Linked DNA regions of Homo sapiens: all the other regions are linked to region 1. The links are chromatin loops, found by intact Hi-C in ENCODE. Cell type or tissue: heart right ventricle. All regions are shown on one strand. Region 1 has its middle 6.9 kb from the start of TBC1D23. Region 2 overlaps CMSS1 (cms1 ribosomal small subunit homolog). Region 3 overlaps CMSS1 (cms1 ribosomal small subunit homolog). Region 4 overlaps CMSS1 (cms1 ribosomal small subunit homolog).

What was found. Peaks named below come from ENCODE experiments on the same cell type or tissue, not always from the same donor. Only the 100,000 strongest peaks of a DNase experiment are listed, where the experiment ranks them.
Region 2: a loop joins it to region 1, with 3 times the contacts of the local background. A loop is called at or near these places in 7 of 110 quality-filtered maps.
Region 3: a loop joins it to region 1, with 2.5 times the contacts of the local background. A loop is called at or near these places in 9 of 110 quality-filtered maps.
Region 4: it touches region 1 in a loop (2.0-fold over the local background); 17 of 110 quality-filtered maps call a loop at or near these places.

The regions. Positions count from the first base shown.
Region 1 is chr3:100,251,548-100,256,547 of GRCh38, forward strand. No RefSeq gene overlaps it. Among named protein-coding and RNA genes, the nearest start is that of TBC1D23, 6.9 kb to the right of the region's middle. In heart right ventricle, a CTCF peak has its summit at 2,825 (motif pointing left); a DNase peak (open chromatin) is centred at 2,824; H3K27ac peaks cover 2,466 bases.
Region 2 is chr3:99,917,758-99,922,757 of GRCh38, forward strand. The region is part of intron 1 of CMSS1 (cms1 ribosomal small subunit homolog); the gene reads left to right. All of the region lies in intron 4 of FILIP1L (filamin A interacting protein 1 like), which reads right to left. The region is part of intron 1 of LOC105374010 (a long non-coding RNA gene); the gene reads left to right. Among named protein-coding and RNA genes, the nearest start is that of MIR3921, 44 kb to the right of the region's middle. In heart right ventricle, no CTCF peak of the experiment used is centred here; a DNase peak (open chromatin) is centred at 2,934; H3K27ac peaks cover 4,567 bases.
Region 3 is chr3:99,927,845-99,932,844 of GRCh38, forward strand. The region is part of intron 1 of CMSS1 (cms1 ribosomal small subunit homolog); the gene reads left to right. FILIP1L (filamin A interacting protein 1 like) reads right to left here. Exons shown (of 6, transcript NM_001387850.1): 2 at 2,925-3,186; 3 at 2,012-2,185. The coding sequence starts at 3,176. The region is part of intron 1 of LOC105374010 (a long non-coding RNA gene); the gene reads left to right. Among named protein-coding and RNA genes, the nearest start is that of MIR3921, 34 kb to the right of the region's middle. In heart right ventricle, no CTCF peak of the experiment used is centred here; a DNase peak (open chromatin) is centred at 1,992; H3K4me3 peaks cover 452 bases; H3K27ac peaks cover 3,823 bases.
Region 4 is chr3:100,161,885-100,166,884 of GRCh38, forward strand. It overlaps CMSS1 (cms1 ribosomal small subunit homolog), which reads left to right. Exons shown (of 10, transcript NM_032359.4): 4 at 419-548; 5 at 4,451-4,510. Among named protein-coding and RNA genes, the nearest start is that of FILIP1L, 50 kb to the left of the region's middle. In heart right ventricle, no CTCF peak of the experiment used is centred here; a DNase peak (open chromatin) is centred at 2,260; H3K27ac peaks cover 2,410 bases.

The DNA of each region.
Region 1 (5,000 bases):
TCCACATTTTTAGGTATCTTTATAGCAGTGCCCCTATTCTGCTGGTACCAGTTTTCTGTATTAGTCCATTTTCACACTGAGACTGAGTAATTTATAAAGGAGAGAGGTTGGACTCACAGTTCCACATGGCTGGGGAAGCCTCAGGAAACTTACAATCATGGTGGAAGGTGAAAGGGAAGCAAGGCACATCTTACATGGCAGCAGGAGAGAGAAAGAGAGCAAAGGGGGAAGTGCTACGCTTTTAAACCATCAGATCTCATGAGAACTCACTTACTGTCATGAGAACAGCATGGGGGAAATCCACCCCCATGATCCTGTCACTTCCCACCAGGTCCCTCCCCTGACACGTGGGGATTAAAATTGCACATGAGATTTGTGTGAGGACACAGAGCCAAACCATATCGATTATCTCATTTTATCCTTATAATAATCCAGGTGATACAGATAGTAAGAGCACCCATGCTTCACTTTACCAATGGAAAATCAGAAATCCAGAACACTTCAGTAACCTCACTGTGCTTACACACCTAGTTTGTGTCAAAGCTGCATTAGAACCTTCCTCCAAATCTTTTCTGAGCCCAGAGAGTTATTTACCTGGGGGATATTAAAAGGAATAATGAGTGACAGCAACAAGTGCTAAAAGAAGCCACAGTTGGGTATCTGCCAAGCTTTGTAGAACTGACATGAGATTGAAAAGTAAAAACACTGTAGTAGAGAAAAGCAATCAAGAGAAGGATTATAAATGATAAAAATTATTTGTATTGGCCGGGCATGGTGGCTTATGCCTGTAATCCAAGTATTTTGGGAGGCCAAGGCAGGCAGATCACCTGAGGTCAGGATTTCAAGACCAGCCTGGTCAACATGGTGAAACCCCGTCTCTACAAAAACACAAAAAATTAGCCGAGCATAATGGTGGGTGCTTGTAACCTCCAGCTACTCAGGAGGTTGAAGGAGGAGAATTGCTTGAACCCAGGAGGCAGAGGTTGCAGTGAGCTGAGATCACTCCAGCCTGGGCGACAGAACAAGACTCCGTCTCAAAAAAAAAAAAAAAATTATTTGTATCTTGCTCTCATTTTAAGAGAGTATATGGTTTGTGTATGTTTGTGTATCCTTTTGTGTATGTTTAGGACAATTTTAATAAAGTTAATAAGAATCTTTCAGGTGTTCCTTTGCCACTGGTGGATCAGACCAGAGTTAAGTACTTTCCAAATCCAAGGGAAAAACTACAATTCCTTTTTGAAATCACAATGGCTATTTTACCATAAACAAGGTAATTTACAAATAACTGTTTCTTTGTTGAAACCTGCTGATCACTTATTTTCCTTTTCTTTCCTTCTTCTTTTTTCTTTTGAAATAATAATTCACAAAACAAATTCCTAGTCTTTTTTTTTTTTAAGACACAGTTTTGCTCTTGTCACTCAGGCTGGAGTGCAATGGCACAATCTTGGCTCACTGCAACCTCCGCCTCCTGGGTTCAAGTGATTCTCCTGCCTCAGCCTCCCAAGTAGCCGGGATTACAGGCGCATGCCACCACACCTGGCTCATTTTTGTATTTTTAGTGGAGACGGGGTTTCACCATGTTGGCCAGGCTGGTCTCGAACTCCTGACCTCAGGTGATCCACCCGCCTCAGCCTCCCAAAGTGCTGGGATTACAGGCATGAGCCACTGCGCCCGGCCAAATTCATAGTCTTTAAATAAAACCTGAAAAATATGGAAAGAATAAAGAAGACAATGAACATCACTTAAAATGTCCCTGCTGTATTTTGGCTTTGGATCTTTCTATTCTTTTACCTGTGTATACATATATGTATGTATATTCATTCCCTTATCCTAACCTTAACACCACACCATGCCCCTAGGTCTGAAAGTCGTAATTATAATTCAACCCAGGAAATGTATGCAACTCGAAGGCTCCTATATTGACAGGTAATGAAGGCAGTCTTTATTAAAAGTCCACCTCTTACTCCCAAAATGAATTGGCAATATGAAACTTCTTAAATCTCTTCTTGGATCTTACAGGATTAGGCCCCAAATTTAGTTCTTCCATGTTTATTTTTGTTAATAAATCCTTAGGAGCAACTCCTGTGGCCCTTGCTTGAAGGAAAAGCACCTGACATGTGAATTGGATGACTTTTGACAACGGAAGACAGGGCCATCCTTGAGTATTGGATCATGGAGGCTCCCAATTCCCCTACCTGTGAGTTGAATTCGGAAGCCACATTGAGCAGAACTGAATTTCTGAAATGAATCTGAGTGAGAATAAACCTCCCTAGCAATGTCAGACACCAGGACAAACCAGGTTTGGGGAGCAAGTCTTTAAACAAGAACCATATCTGACTGACTCTATCCAGTGGGGACACATCCCAGGGCAGAATCCCATTTGCTTGAAGTCCAGTATTGGGATAGTGAATCTTTCTCCTCTTAAAAGTTACTGATGCAGTGGCATATGGCTGGCAGACTTCAGTACTTGCTAAAAGAATACCTCATGTGTTTATGTCACACAAACCAGTATGTCTGGACAATGTTACAAATGTAGCTAAGCCACAGAAATAGTTTTCTATACAATATTTTAAAATTTGAGATGGTAAAAGGATAGGAATATAAAACCAGAAGTACATAATACTTGAAAGCAGCTGGTAAAATACAACAGGTGTCCGCAGATTCAAAAGCTATTCTTGGTAAAAAGACTCCTAAACAGTCTTCCTAAAATTGCATTATTTTCTAAGCTGCCCCTGACAGATCCCAGGGTCGTTTAAGGGACATAAGGAGCTTGGCAGCCAACTTGCTCCAATGGCTCCCCACTGGAGTTACATGAGTGCCACCTAGTGACACTTGTTAAAGCTGAAGGGGGCCCGGATAGACCATCTAGCTCAATTTACCTCATCTGAGGAAACTGAGGCCCCGATATCAGAGATAACTTAAACAGGGCCACACATCTACCTGGCTAGTGGCTGAGCTAAGGCTAGGAATCAGGCGTCTTGCTTCATGGTTCCCTCAACTGGAGATAATCTCTGGAGTTTGGGAGTCGGGAGTCCTGCCTACTGCACTGTGCCAGAAAATAAAGCCTAAACCTTTCAGGGCCTCAGGTTACCCAGGCATTAAACTCATAAAATAGTATTTGTTTCAAGTCTTTGAGACACATGAGTGTCAGAGAACAGAACCTAAAAGTTGGTAAAAGTGCCCATAGGCATTTAGTCTGCTTTCCTCCACCGTGAGTGACTGCCCCTGAAACAGGTGTACAAGTAATCACATTATTTCCTACAACCAAGGTCCAAAGTCATCAACCTTAATTCAGGGGCAATGCATCAGTTATAGCCTTTTTAGCACCTTCTGCAGGTCTGACACCATCTTAGAGATCAGTTGTAATAAAAGTATCATTGGAACCACTCAAGTTTTGATTTCCAGAAGTCAGATGTTCTGCAGTTCTCCAGTTCGAGTTTCTATTTCAAGATTAGTCTAGGCCAGTGGTCCTCAATGCTGCCTGCACATTAGCACTGCCTAAGAAACTTTTAAAACTCACCTGTGCTTGTGTCTGACCCTAGACCAGCAGAATCAGAATTCCCGGGGGTGACGTTCCCACATCGTTTTATGTGTGTATGTTTTTAAGTTCCTTGGATTATTCCAATGCTAAGAGGATTGAAAAACATAGTGCTGGGCTGAGCTTGTGCTAAGAAAGAGAAAGAAGAGATAAATGTAGGAAAGGTGGGAGGTAGATAAGACCATTCCCTCTAAATCCTGGAACAGAACTTGGTCTGTACTCAAGTGCTCAATAAATGATTGCTGAAACTTGTCCAATGTGAGGTGGTATGATGAGAATGAAGGAGTTCACAATCTATTCATGATTTTAGGATTCTTTATAGCCTCACATAAGAAACATTTACAAAGAACCACAAGTAAACTTAAAAGTAGGAGAAGCCGGTAGACATGTCCATGTAGATCAAGAAGAAATGTTTTAAAACCTGAACACTATTCAAGTCTACATTACTCTCTGCTTTCCTTCTCCTTTCCCATTTTTAACTTCTTGATTCCTCCATTCAACTCACATATTATGTATCTACAGACACATATGATAAAGGGACCGGCTATATTCCAAAAGGCTTTGCTGTCATTCTCTGAGGAAGAGACAACTGAGCTGAGCACTGAAGTAAGAGTAGGAGGTAACTAGATGCTATGTGTACATATGTTGGGGCCCAAAGGTGTGCAGGGCTGGGTGATCTTTCAAGACAGAAGAGACAGCAAAGGCCACATGTTGGGAAAGAGTATGGCTTATTCAAAGAACACAGAGGAGACCAGTATAAGGGAAAGAAGAACATGGTGTGGAAAGGGACTGGAATGTCCAGGAGGGCCTTGTCCATTTGCTTTCATATACATACATACCATGTACCACCATACCATGTACATACCAAATAGGCTGAAGACAAATGGGCTTTCTCTCTGCTGACAGATTATCACAGAATGCTTTGAAAATATTAATACTTTTTAAAATAATAAATGCTTTGAAAATATTAATACTTTTTAAAATAATAATGTTTTTTATGGCAACATTATTGTTATAGTAATAATGGGTTGGAAATGGAGATACAGGAGTTACCAGATTATAAGTGAGAATTAACAACAGAGAATTTATTATTGTCCAGAAAAAAAGTGTGAGCAAAATTATAGAGAATAAATTATTTATCCAAACTTTTGGATGCTTTTGTATCTGTAGTCACTTTTATGTTCATGATATCCTAAGAATTCTTTTTGTTTACTTTTGTATTTTCCTTATGTAAATTTGAGATGTGAAAATGACAATGACAAGCTGTACAATTTAGCTTGGGTATTAGAGAAATCAGCTTGTAAATAACATATCCAGATAAATTGTAATATATACCTATATTTTTAACACAAATTGTCAAAAGCGTATATCATATAATTCCATCCAATTACCTTAGATGATTCCTTGCTAACTATTTTATTTGGCAACACATATATATACCAAAAAGGAAGGGTGAATACAA
Region 2 (5,000 bases), 330 kb before region 1:
TCTAGATGTCCTTTAAGAATGGATGTACAGATTTGGATTTAAAGTTGGTGGTAGTCACTGTCATTCTCACTGACCTCTTTTGGTAGTGGAGTTAGAATCCTAGGCTTGAGGTAAAAGGTACTTGTTCATGACAATCACATAATCACAAATTTTTAGGTGTGAAAGAGACACAGAAATCATAATCATATGCCCTGCCCTTGTTTGTTTGTTTTTTGTTTTGTTTTGTTTTGTTTTTTTTGAGACAGATTCTTGCTCTGTTGCCCAGGCTGGAGTGCAGTGGCGTGATCTCGGCTCACTGCAACCTCCACCTCTTGGGTTCAAGTGATCCTTCTGCCTCAGCCTCCTGAGTAGCTGGGATTACAGGCGCGCGGCACCACGCCCGGCTAATTTTTGTATTTTTAGTAGAGACAGGGTTTCACCATTTTGGCCAGGCTGGTCTCGAACCCTTGACCTCATTATCTCCCTGCCTTGGCTTCCCAAAGTGCTAGGATTACAGGTGTGAGCCACCACGCCCAGCCCCTTGTTTTATATACCAGAAAACTAAAGATTTGAGGAATGGAATTTGCCAAAAGTTATACATAGCTGCAGATCAGGTCTGCAGACCAGACTGCCACTATCTCTAAGCTCCTGGTTCATCCCTCACTAGGCTTGTTAATGTTTTCTTTTTAGCATTCATAGTATTCTTTTGTAAGCAATAAACTCACTATCATGTATGTTCAAATACACATTCAAAATTATTTGTAAAATTTAGTTCAGAAAACTAAATTTCTGGGAAGGAAAAGCAATCAGGTAGCATTGTCACTCTATCTGAATTTTGACCTCTGAAATTAAAAGGCATTGTATGGAAACCGCTGAATTGTGCAGTTTTAAGAGTATGGTTTTATGACATCTGTTGAAAGTTAAGTCATGATGGACGGTCCTAAATGGTTTTTTAGTACCCACATGAGGTAATTAATCTCTCTGCATCCCTTTTCAGATCCTGTGTTAGGTCCAGCATGTATGAACACAAGGCTGATCATGTCATAATTCTGTATAGAATTACAATAACAAAATATTTGTTTGCAGTGGATCTCCATTTTGTTCTGTCAAAGAACTAGATGCCCATGACAAAGGTCAAATGGAGATCTGGCATCCATTTCAATACTTGTAAGACATAGTCTTGAGAATATGTAATACAAATAGCTCCTTGCCAGAAAAACTGAAAGGAAATGATTGCATTTGAGTACAATGTATTCTACAACAATAGTTTAGTGTGTATGAAATTTAAAACTGCTGGCTTTCAAAATATTTTTTTTAAGTAGACTTTATTTTTTTAAAGCTTTATACCCACTGTGTATTGCTTTGTAGGATACCCTTAAAAGCTGAGATTTAAGACCAAAGAAACTGAAAATCTTAATGGCACGATATTGAATTCTCTAGTAAAATACTTTAGTTTAATGTGTTTATTGATTTCTCCTGAATGTTCTGTCTTCATGAGCATTAATGTTATTACATTAGTTTACCATAGTGGTGCCTTTTTTTCTACCCGTCATGAACTCATAATGCCTTAGAAGAATCAGTATCAGGTCTTAAAGCCTGCAGTGGTGTCTTTGTTTTACACAATGAACAAATATTCAGGATTGTATAGGTGAGGACCACATCTACCTTGTTCGCCCAGTATCTAGTATGGGACCTGGCTTGCAGTAGACATATATATTTAATCAATTATTGTTTTTGTTTTGTTTTGTTTCAGTTAATGAATGGCAAGTAGCACTAGCTCCAAACTAATGAGTTTAACCTAAAAATTAGATAAATTAACTCATTCATGTATGTATTTCAAGGAGGTTTCCAAATCCTCTAGAAAGAAAATTTGATGTTTTTGAGAGAAGCCTTTAAAAGTGGTCTGATTTACTCAGTTAACAGTAGGGTCAAATATGGCTCAAGCAGTGTTTTAGTCACCTTGTCTGATGCAGTCTGGAAAAATAGGCCTGTCATAATAGAAAAGGATTGATGGTGAAAATACTTGTTTATAAAGTTGTTTCAGCCAAAGGGAGAGGTGGAAGTGCTTTGTTCTTCATTGAAACTTAACAGCAAAGAACTTCCCAGGGTGTGGTCAAGGCAACAACACTTGAAGCTGGACACCTGGTGACTTTCCTCCAAAGGGCCCTAAGGCCTCTGCACCACTGTTCTATCTAGTCAAACTTGGACAGAAAAGGAACAAGAGATTAATTCTACCTTGACTCCTTTCTTTGTGGTGTTTGAGAAGCTACCATTTGAACTTCTGATTTACAAAACTGAACTATCAGTGCTAACCTACTAGGCCAAGATTTTATGAAAAGTAATTTAAGGCTTTAACACAATCCATGGTTGAAGCCACAGTTTTATACAGAGCTGCCATAACAATATTTCTTTCCTGCTTTAGTTGTTGTTTCAAGACCAGAAATGCAGTAACATATATGGATAGCATACATAGTTTGTTTTAGAATTCTAAGAAAGAATGCATGGTTTCAAAAAAAAGCAACTCTTTTTTTTCTTCAGAGCCTTTTGCCCCATTGAAACTGAAAAAGAAAAAAAAATATGCAAGCTTTTTTGAAAGTACAGACAAAATTGGCATTTCACTTATGGGAAAATTTTGCAAAATTACATTGACTAAAAGTACTGTGAAGCCACACAGAAAGGCCAAAAATTATTGGCATTGCTTTTGTGTAAAAAACCTTTTACATAGACTCCACCTGTAATTCAGCCAAGTACATAATTCAGGTCATTGGTGACACACGTATCCACATGTTGGAGCTGGTCAGTGAACGTTGTCATGAAACATGGATAGAATATTACCATATGGACAGACCAAACCGCACAGATTACAGCTAAGGAAACTTTGCATTAACATGCCTGGGAACAGGCTTTCCTGAGCTGATCCCTGCCCCCACCCACCCTCAGTGGGAAAGCCAATTGCTTACTGATTACGACAGCGACATCACTTGGCAAACATTTTGGCCTGAGCTCAATGTGTGACATCAGTCTCCTTTAGGGTTTTCCACATAAAACAAATTCTCCAAAGAAAACACAGAAATTGAGCCTTAATTTGAAATCCATTATTACATCCTCTGAGGTCTCATTAACTACCTCAATCACGTAGTTCTTAATTTTTGTTTTATTTCCAGGTAGATACAAACCAACACTTAGAATGTGAGCAGTAAACCTTTACCGTGTTTATTTCAGAGTTTCAACCAGATACCCCTTTGTATCTATTTTCAACCAACCTCCCTTTTACTGGGGTTATGATATCTTTGTTTCACTGCTGGGAGGGTTGCTAGTTTGGGAGTGGTTTACAACACTTTGTTTGAGGAAGGAAGTAAACATTGTTCTTTGACCCTTCAGGATAAGTTAGTCTCACTTTTGTGGGAGGCAGCTGTGTCCTTGAGAGAAAGCACTCAGTGAAGTTGGAAGGACTCAGTCATGGTGTGTTTTGCCATGTCACTTGAAAGCAAGGCACACTACGGGTATTTCACACTCTTGTGTGTAAGCACCTCCTCTGAGCGTTTATTTACCTGAAGTCATTAGTTTCCCCCACTTCCTGTTTCGTTAGATGGTATTCATTTAATACTACTTTGATGCACATGGCCTTAAAGCAGATAGAAGTCAGTTATGCCTCATGAGGCCTGCAGTCTCCCAGCAGAAGGCAGGAAAGCATGAAGGGTGGACGTGAATGGGCCCACACTACCAAGATACTGGAATTGTGATGTTCAGGCAAAGCAAGGGAAGTCACATATGCATCAAGGGAGTTGAGAATAGGTTTAATATTGTCACATTCAAAGAATTCCATCTGGAAGGTGTTCCTTGGCATATAGAAATAGATGAATATTCTCATATCTTCTGGAATGGCTAAACAGAGTGATAGACACTTTTTCCTACTTCTTGTTAATGGCATGTTCACTTTAATTATTCTTCAAGGTAAAGAATCCTATAAAGGAAACTTTATATCCTATAAAGCTAAAAGTAATCTCTTAAGTTCTTTCTCTTAAATTCATTTTATATATTTCAAAATACTATTCTTCATATATTGATTTAGTAGTATACACTTTACATTTTTCCCACAATTTTTCTTTTCCTCCAGCCCATGGCCTTTATCCCCACTGATCTTTTGTTCCCATTTCTCAGTGTTGTTCCTTCTTGCTCTCTTGGTTTAAATAATCTTTGCCATCTGCCTCCCAACATTCCAGTATAACTTCAGGATAGCCCTCTCCAGCCTTCCTCCAGAAGATAGTAGAGATACACAGTGAATATCAGAACTCTCCTCCAATAGCCCTTCACATTCCCACCATAAATCTGTATCATCTTGCCTTTTCATTAATGTGGTAAGCCCCCTGGGCAGGGACAGTCTGTACCTCTTTGTATTATGCCAGGCAACACTCTGACCGTGATCAGTAAATGTTCATAATAATGAAAGATGAAAGAAAGTGTCTGTGTTCAGCAAGTTAGTGCCAAATAAGTATGGAGGCCAAATGAGGCCACTAGTGCCAAACCACAGGGGTTCAAAATAATGTTTAATATAACATTGTCTCATTGAATAACAAATCTTATATTGTAATGTCTGAGTCAAATGTTTCTTTGGTGCCAGATTTCTTGTGCTCCTTTAATCTGTCCCTGTAGATATTTCAGAGTTCATGAGGAGCAAGTTAGTAGGACCTTTCCCCTGCCCCCTCTCTGCCGTGTAGTGAAAAATAAACCTCCTGGAAAAAATAGAGTGAATATAAGTGCCATGGATTCTCTGGCACTCCGAAAAAATGCCTACCATAAAGTATATGGAAAATAAATGAAAGTTTGCTATTAGCCTAGATATTGAGGTAACTAACTTAAGTTACCTAGCTGAAGTATGAATTGGAAGTAGTTGAATAAGCCATTTGAGATTGGTTACTTTCCATCTTTTCAGTATCAATAGAGAGGGTTAATTGTCCTTTCAGTTTCATATGGATGCTTATACTGTCTACAGTGGTTCAGAATAGAGGGTCAAAGTAGAA
Region 3 (5,000 bases), 320 kb before region 1:
CCAGCCCCAAGCATGTTCCAGCTCACAGGCTTCCACCAGTTTTTCATCTTAAGTCAGTGTTCCTGTCGTGTCATGTAACCGAGAGCTGTTTGTTCTTCTAAGTTATTTTGCCTTAAGAATTAGATAAATCACCTCTAGTTTACCCTAGACATGATTGAGATTTTTTAGGTTTTTCAAAAAGAACATTATGAAGAAAATAAAAGGGAGAAGGGGCTGTTAACACTTCAAGATGGGGGAATGCAAAAGAAGAATAACTTTAGCATTCAAGATGCTTATTCTCATGTAATTAGGATACAGTCACAGCTGGTCTCAGCAGGAGCACTGCCCTCCCTTTATTTTCTTCAGCCCTGTGTAGGAAAATCCTAGGCAGAATTCCCCTTCACTGTTTATTTTCGGGGCATTCCCCTCTCACCTAGTACTTCCTAGACCGAGGAAAAGGATAGACAACTGGGTTGTGTACGTGGAGTTATTTTGGCTTCGAGGAATTGCATAAACTGATATCTGAGGACAGAGAAATCCATAAGGGGGAAGTAGAGGAAAGAGAGGAAAATTGGCAGATCATGGAGGTGGGAATGTGAGAGGTGTATGTATATAGGGGTATCTGTTGGAGGAGTAATCAAAAAAGGCTGGACTTGTAAAGTAGGGCCAGATTATGGGTAACTTTCAGGGGCACCTTACAGAGTTAAGACTGCAAGCATTTGTAGAAGGGGGGTATTTCCAATTTTGCATGTGCACAATAGAATTATTTTGTAATTAAATTTTTTCCCACCGATTTCAACATAAGTTTGGAATCATCCTGTTCCATTTCACACTGAAGTGTTGAGAGGTTATGCCATTTGTAGAGTTTTGTTAGGGTTATGTTCAGAGATCATTAATTTGCATTTGAGCTCACAGGGGTTGGGGAATTTGTGCCTGACACTGTTTCATAGTTAATATGTTGGGAGCCAGGATACAGTTTTAACAGTATTCACTTGAATGCAGCTCTGGTTCCTTTTGTTTAAAATTTGGATTAAAGTGCAAATCAACAGACTTTGGGTGGTCTCATCCTCACCCCGTAGAGAAGCAGATACATATGACCAAACTCCTTCACTATTTGGCAAGACAGTAGTCTCTTCTCTCATGAGATACTAAAGACGAGAATAGCAAGGACATTAGAGGTCAGTCCTGAGGTAGGTTGCCAGAGTTTATTTGAGGGAAATTTGTCTGAAACTTGCTTTCACTCTCCAGCCTCAACTCATGTTCCTAGTTGTTTCTTTTCTATAAAAATGAAAAATTATGAAATTTTCCATGAAGGTCTCAGAGGAAAATTAAAGAATAAAATAAGAATTCCAAAGGGTTTCAGAAATGTCAGCAAGTAAAAGAGCAAGCAGTACTGCCTTCTCCCTAGTGGTGGCCCTGTTGGGACTGCCCACCTTTGCCGTTGTAATTGCTAGGTACGCTTGGTGAGGGAAAGGTCTTTGCTGTCATTAAACTTTGAAGGAAAAAGAAGGTATGCACTCATCTAAAATATATGTTTTTAAAAACTCTATTTCTTGGACAGTTCTTTAGATTATTTCCATTCATGTTCAAAATTTCTATGACATAATACCTCAGTGTTTTCCAAAAATTAACCTCTATGGTTGAACTTTATGTTTTTTATTACAGCCTGGGTACCCTGCAAGTTCCCAGAGTGTGTGTGTGTGTGTGTGTGTGTGTGTAAGCACATGTATGTGTGTGCATGTGTGTGTTTGTGTGTGTATGTGCCTGCACATGCACGTGAGAGTGGGGAGCATTCTCTGGCATTTGGTAGATTTTGGTTGATTCAAGCAACAAACCTAGTGGACGCATCCTGTCTATGGTTCATTCTTTTTAACTTTCCTATTGAACTTGTCGTATTTATCTGTTTTGTGTAGGCTTTAAGTGCGTTAGAAAGTAAAACTGTAAGGAATCAAAGAGGAGTTACAGATCATGCTCATCTGCAGGGCTAGTGCTTGGCTGCCTCCCAGGTACACACCCCTATTGTGGTACATACCTCATTCATTGGTTTCTCATAGATGTCCTCCTGCCAAGGGGTAGATTTCGCTTGAAAAGCATCTCTCTGGAGAGCCTCTAACACCTTTTTTGGAGTGACAAACCCATACTGAGCTTCCAGCAAAGCCAGGTCCATTTTTTCAGCCTTTAAAATGCCTATGACCTCATCTCGAGCCTGTAGGAACAAAAAGTATTTCAGAAAGCCTGCTGTCTCTACCAGCAGTCTCAGCAAGTGATTTTTGTGATAGTTGGCAGTGCTTTTTCTTCTCTTTCAAATCTAAATGAATCATATTTCATTTTCACACTTTTATAAAAGGTAACAAAACTATATCCCTTCATCCTTCTTGTAGTCTAATTACACAATTAATGTTTTAAAAAGTGATTACTATACAACATTGGAGGACTACTTTTTTTATTATGTTTGACAAGCAGATATCATGATATCCATCAATGTACTAGCATTTGGATTTTCAGGGGGTAGGAAATAAAATTCTCCTATATGTGTACCAGCTGTTTTTAGATTTTCATGTAGGTTAATAATGCCAGGGCTAGTCTAGGAGCCAGTTCACTTGGGGTACAAAAGCACCTATTGTTGTTTAAACCAATCCCGAAGTCATCTGGCATTATTGCTACTGATGCATGCATGTGCACTGAAGCTCCTGAGCAGCATGGGCAGAGGATGTGACCTTTCACGACCTGTATGCCAATCACATGTCATCATGACAGCCCCTTTAGATGGGATTAATTGCACTTTGAGTTGGCAGAGGAGAATTCTTTGTATATATACTTATGCTTTGCTTTCATGTACACACATGTATGAACCACAGATATCTATTTCTGTGGCAGCAGGAACACCAAATTCACAAGCAGCCTTCTGTTTGAAGCATGATGGGGATAACTCCAACCCAGCTGACCTGCAGTTCTCCCTCCAGAATGCTGAGGAGAAATAACAGGTCATCTCTTGAGAGGTCTTCTGCTTGGTGGCCATTACCACTGTGTGGCTTCTCTGCCTTGGGACACGGAAGTATTACATCCGACTCACTGGGGGAGTCTTTGTCTTGCTGTCTATGCTTCATGTTTTTAGGCCCTTGGAAACTGTGGCCTTTAGTATGTCTTGGAAATTTCTTTTGGGCTGAGCCCTCGGTATCACTGCCTCTGGAACGCATTCTTTAAAGCCTGGAAGGAGGGAAGAAAATTTGTAAAGCTTAATGGAAATGGAGTTTTAATAAGAGTACCTATTACTGCTTTAACAAGTCTACATTCTTGTTATATTTACCACAGCCCCAAAGTCAATCTTTTTGATGTCTACAGCAGAGAAGGATATTAGCAGATTCATAAATCACAGTCTTATTTGCACTTCTGCTTTTAAAGCAAACATTTAAAAAAAGGTGTTCTGTCTTGATTAAGGCCACTTATGTCCATGGGTAAACAGGCTGTGTTTGAACTTCATCCCCCAAGCATTCCACCTCAGGAACCCAGGTCAGACCTCCAACCATGACCCTAAGTGCTTGCTTAAGACGTACTTAACATAATTATAATATTGTAAAATGGTGACTTTGCTAATTCTTCTAACTTTCTTCAGATTTACTTTATAGTATTTCCTTTAAAATTGTTGGGAGCTTTTATGGGGTTTTTTGTTTTGTTTTTAAAATTTGTTAGCCTTTAAAAGTGCATTAGGACAGAAATGGCAGAGTTACTGCTACAGAATTACTGCATTATTTTGTTTTGAAGGCCAAGTCTAGTATTAAAGGAATGAAGGCTTGGTCCCTGGCTGTATTCCTGTATTCCTGACATTCTTCTAAAATTCTAGATCTATCCTTGGGTAAGTCAAGGGCTTATATTTAGGACCCTCATCTTCAAAGCGGAGATACTACTACCTAACGTAGTTGGCCATTCTGGAAACAATATAAAATAAATTAATGTTTAAAGGACACATTAGCTCCACATCTGATTATATAATCATCCAAATGAATTTATAATAGGAAGAAAAATTCTTCCACTGTTGAGGTTTATAACTAGGAGAGAAAATATCAGTTGAACTTATAATTGACTCTATGGCATATAAGCAGATTATTAATTTTACTCTTTGTCCCTACAAATCATGAAACTTTCATCATCGCCAGTACCTTACTTTTAGTTTGTAGTATTTCTTTAAAAATCTGAAAAACTCAAGTGTCCAGAAAAGTATAGAAACCATAACAAACTGCTATATGCTACCACACAAATTTATAAAATTTTAATAATTTACTGTATATTAGAAAACAGTTTTTAAGTACTGTATTATAGATGTATTATAATGTATGTATCTCTTCTGAAACCCCTTCTCCTCCCTTCCCACTCCAGAAGTAACCACGTAATCTTGAATTTGGTATTTATCATTCCCCTGTATGTTTCATACTTTTTAAAAACATGTACATATATATTGCTGAACAATGTATAGTATTACATTTTCAAACCTTATGTAAATACCATATTGAATGTATCTTTCTAAAACTTGCTTTTTCATCCTAGATTATATTTTTGAGATTCTTCCTTGTTCTATTTTACTGTAGTTTATGTATTTTGATTGCTGTAAGAATATTTCATTATATAGTCCATCATTTACTTGTTCATTTTACTGTTTTTGAATATTTTTTTTTCAGTATTCAAAAAAATGCTACTTCAAACATTCTTGCACATTTTTTTCCCTTGTGTTAGGTGATAAGAATTCTGTCACAAATCAGCTGTGGAACTTGATTAAGACATTGACCCATTGCCAGGCACAATGGCTCACACCTGTAATGCCAACACTTTGGGAGGCCGAGGCAGGCGGATTACCCGAGGTCAGGAGTTCAAGACCAGCCTGGCCAACATGGCGAAACCCCATCTCTGCTAAAAATACAAAAAATTAGCCAGGTGTGGTGGCACACACCTGTAATCCCAGCTACTCAGGAGGCTGAAGCCCAGGAATTGCTTCAACACAGGAGGCCGAGGTTGCATTGAGCCAAGAT
Region 4 (5,000 bases), 90 kb before region 1:
CAAACTAAGACTCAGCACCTCAAAAACCAGATTGGGCAAGAAATTCTCAAAATTCTAATCCTACAGGAATATAAATCATCTAGGGCTAAAAGAGAGCTCTCCATAGCAATGAGATTTCTTTACTTTTAACAGAAAATAATACCCCAGTATGGAGATGCCTGCAAAAATTTAGTTATCTTGGAAGTCATAGACCAAGAGTTACAGGGAGCTTTCTAGATCATTTTTTCATTTTTCAAAGCAATAGTTATGTCCAAGAAGTATTTAGTGAATTTTCTCAAATGTATTTATTAAAACCCACATTCACACTTGGCTAACACCAAAAGCTATGTGCCGTTTAAATGCCAGAGGAACTAACCTATTCCAACCAAATGCCATTTTAAAATATGTCGTCCCATTTTTCTTCTTTCTCATATCTTAGAAGAAAATTACTGATGTTCTTGCAAAATCAGAACCAAAACCAGGGTTACCTGAAGACCTACAGAAGCTGATGAAGGACTATTATAGCAGCAGACGCTTGGTGATTGAATTAGAAGAACTGAACCTGCCAGGTATAGCCAAGCTTCAATTTTCCTAAAGACAAGGAGCAAAACATAAGTATCTGTTATGGTTAGGTGTCTCAGGCAGTCAATTAACACATTTTCCAGCGGGCATGGTGGCTCATGCCTATAATCCCAGCACTTTGGGAGACTGAGGCTAGAGGATCGCTTGAGCCCAGGTGTTTGAAACCAGCCTGGGCGATACAGTGAGACCTCATCGCTATTAAAAATAAGAATAATAATAATAATTGTTTAAAGAGACATACTTTCAGGCCAGGCACAGTGGCTCACGCCTATAATCCCAGCACTCTGGGAGGCTGAGACGGGTGGATCACTTGAGGTCAAGAGTTCAAGACCAGACTGGCCAACATAGTGAAACCCCATCTCTACTAAAAAATACAAAAATTAGCTGGGTGTGGTAGCACACGCCTGTAATCCCACCTACTTGGGAGGCTGAGGCAGAAGAATCACTTGAATCTGGGAGGCCGAGGTTACAGTGAGCCAAGATGACGCCATTGCACTCCAGCCTGGGGGACAGAGCGAGACTCCATCTCAAAGAAAAAAAAGAAACATAATACTTCTTTTCCTCAATCTAATAGTTTTAACTGATAGATTATATCAAATAGTTTTAACTGATAGATTATATCCTTACTGGATGCTAAACAGTATTTGTCAAATCTAATATTAAGATTTGTGATTGTATTTTTTTATTCAAAAGGTTAATTGTTGGGTGTGCATTTTTAACAAACTATTCAATGAGTAGGAATTCATCATGAGGATAGAAGTTGAAGTACACATTTAAAAGTATGGATGTGAAACACTGATTTACTCAACTATTATAGACAAGAACTTTAGCCTTAATAAGCAATTTAGTTTTGTTGTTGCTCTTATTATGGATTTCTAGTCATGGTTTTTAGAATAGTATTTTAGGTTGCAGGCCAGACTCTTTCAAGCAAACTGTCAAAAGGTAGGAACAAAATTCTGTATGTTTTGCGAGGCTGACACTTTGCCTCAAGGGATTCTTAGGCCTACTAGAATTTTAGATCCTCTGCCTTAGTGTATTTATAATTAAGCTAAAAGATATTACAAAATTTAAACAGCTAATTTTTTAAAAATATTTATTTATTTATTTTAGAGACAGTGTCTTGTTGTGTCGCCCAGGCTGGAGTGCAGTGGCACCATCGTAGTTCACTGCAGCCTCGAACTCCTGGGCTTAAGTGGATCCTCTCATCTCAGCCTCCCGAGTAGCTGGGAATATAGCCACGTGCCACCATACCCAGCTTAAACAACTAATTTTAATTAATTTCAAAATTATAATGCATCCTTTAACTCTTTTAGGCAGGGATGGGAGGAAATAGATGTTGTCATAAAATCAAACCATAAAAGTTTGGGTACAACTGCTTCAGATGAGCTATTTATAGACTACTAGGCATATCTAATATTGCTTTTGGAAAAAGTAGAGGGTGGCTTGATTTCCGTTTTCCATTACAACTTTATGCTTTCTAGAAGCTTGAGAAGCTGAAAAACAATCTGTTCCCTGAATTTTTATAATTCTTTTGTGATATCCTTTTTCAAAAACACACATTGGGTTTGGAGACATGAGTGCCCTGTCTGTTTTCCAAGGAGATTACCCTTTAGGGAATTGAAGGAGTGCATTTGCACATGAGCAGGATCTGGACTTTTAGACTTACTAAGCCCAGACAGTTCCAATAGCAGTTATAATCCACTCTTCTCAGCACACCACGGCCTCTGCTGTGAAAACTATGTCCTGACTGCACTATCACAGGAACTATTCTAACAAAACCACTTTTGAAGCTTTAACTGAAGTTTAATTTTTACTGTGACTCAATGGTCAGTTTTCCATTCTAGTTCTTTGTTAGAGCAACTTGAACTTAGGAAGGATTTGTGAGCAGTGGGACCACTGCTGTTCTGTAACCTCATGGAACATCGTAAACCTTGCTCCTCTCTGGAGTTAGAGAGAGTCAAAGCTCAGAAGAAACTTTTAAGGAGTCATTTGAGTTCCATAGTGAATTTGTTTGGTATTATTGTTTTATTAGAGTTCAGTAATATAGTTAGGCAAGAATGTGTGGTCATGGTTTGGGGAGGAAGGAAAATATGTTTGAAATAACGTTATAACCAAAAAGGACAGGTTTTTATTTTTAGTTAAAAAAATTAGGCCATTTAAGACACAATAAACTGAGACATCAGAGGAAGGTTTGAGAGAACAGGCCCTGGTCACTACACTGATGAGACCAAGGACAGAGAATAGATCTAAGCTAGATGTGGGGAAGGAGATACAGTGGGTTATTTGGAATAGGCTCAAGGAGGGACATAAATCCCCTTATATATACACATATAAGGTAGATATAAATAATAACATACTGTTCCTATTTAGTTTGTCGAGCCTCTGACTTGGTTTTGATTTGAGGTTGTTTGTGTCTGTAGGGCAGGAACATGTCTTTTCAATTAATATTGTGCACTGTACATTGTTAATGTCATACACATGGGCACTTAATTAGGATTTCAAGGTTGGAGTCACCCGGAGCTAATTAACTTCTCTGCTGTCTCCTGAGAGCTGCAGTGTGATTTAGATTAGTGATTCCTAATTGCCTATAGGCTAGTTGCAACCGAATCACCCAGGAACTTCTTAAAAATCAGATTCCCAGGCCCACCCCCAAGAGATTCTAATTCACTATGCAAAAGAGACTTCATCCCAGAAATCTGTATCTTCAGTTCTCCAGGTGAGTCTGATCATATCCAGGCTTGGGACATTATAAAGACCACCAAAGGCTCCACAACAATATAGGAGAAAACAGCTTTGAATTACTCACTTAATGAGTTATATGTGCTGGGTCACAACATAAATTTCATTTTGATCAGTCCAGCCCCTGTTTTATTTTAATGTGTTATATTGTTTTTTATTGTATTGTTATGTTGTGTTGTATTTTGAGACATTATTCTCATTCTTCCCTAATCCAAACTCTATTTTCATATGATAGGAATTTTTAAAAATATATATATATTCTTATAAAATATGTCATCCTGTGTATGTATATACATATTAAAATGTATCTAAAATGGCTTTGTGCTAATGCTTTCGTTCTGTTTCTTTCTTCACTTGACACTTTTTCCAGATATGACTAAGTAATTTTATGCATATCTAGTTCATTGCTTCTAAATGCCACATAATATTCCAGCGTTTCCATCTACCACATATACTCATCCATTTCCCCAGATATGGACACCTAGGTTGCTTCAAGCACCCTGCTATCACAAATAATGTCAGGATGAATATCCTTGTGTGTGTACCTTAATAGACCATGCAAGAATTTCTTTCTATTATTTACCTTGAATTGAAATGATAGAATTATAGGGTATATACATATTAATATTATTACTTTCCAGAATATCTATACCAGTTTATACTTCCACTTACAGTTCACAAGAGTTTCCATCAACTTGCATTCTCAACAACACTTGGTATTATACATATTGCTAATAGTTGCCATTCTAATGAGTGTGTAAAGTATGCTCATTATATTAACTTGCACTTCTCTGATAACTAGTGAGTTTCAACATGTTTACATAGATTTGTTAGCCACTTCATTTTGCATTTGTGTAGTCCCTATTTTATGGATTTGGAAAATAAAGTTGCTTCATAAATCTGCTGAGTGATGTAAGAAGCTCCTATTTCACTGCTCTAAGAAATTATGGGCAGCTCCGTGACAGGTTAAAAGTTTACTTGTTGCTGCTGCTGTTATTTTAAATATAGGCAACACTTTAAGATATAAAATGGGCCCCCAATTCACTAATATTTTACAACCTTATACATCACTCATAACTCACATATAATCTGTTTTGATTGTGTGTGTGTTTACAAAATTATCTACAAAGCATGTTTATTATATTTCTAGACTCCTGTTTCCTCAAGGCCAATGATTTGACTCACAGTCTTTCCTCATACCTAAAAGAAAGTAAGTAAACTCTGATTTTAATCTATTTAAACTCATTCTTATTTTGCTCTGGTTTTGGGAATTTAGGTTTTGGTCTCGTTTTTGTTTTATAACACATTAGGCCATTATTGCTCTAGGAATCCAGAGAATGGTGTTCTAGTCCCAGGTCCCCCACCAATTTGCTGTTTGACCTGAGACGAGTCACTGAGTACTCCCCTGGACTTAATTTCCTATCTGAAAAATAAGGAAGATGGACTATGTGATATGTGTTCCATCTGTGAGATTCTGAAATTCTGTTTGCATGTTTACCACTCAGACCATGGCTATTGTGAAGTCAATCTAATTTTATCTTTTCAAAATTTATTTTTTGGGAGGCTGGAGAGGGACAGGGTCTCACTCCATCTCCCAGGCTGGAGTGCAGTGGGTCTGGTCACAGCTCAGTGGAGCCTCAACCTCCTGGGCTCTAGCGATCCTCCTGTCTCAGCCTCCCAAGCAGCTGGGACTATAGTTG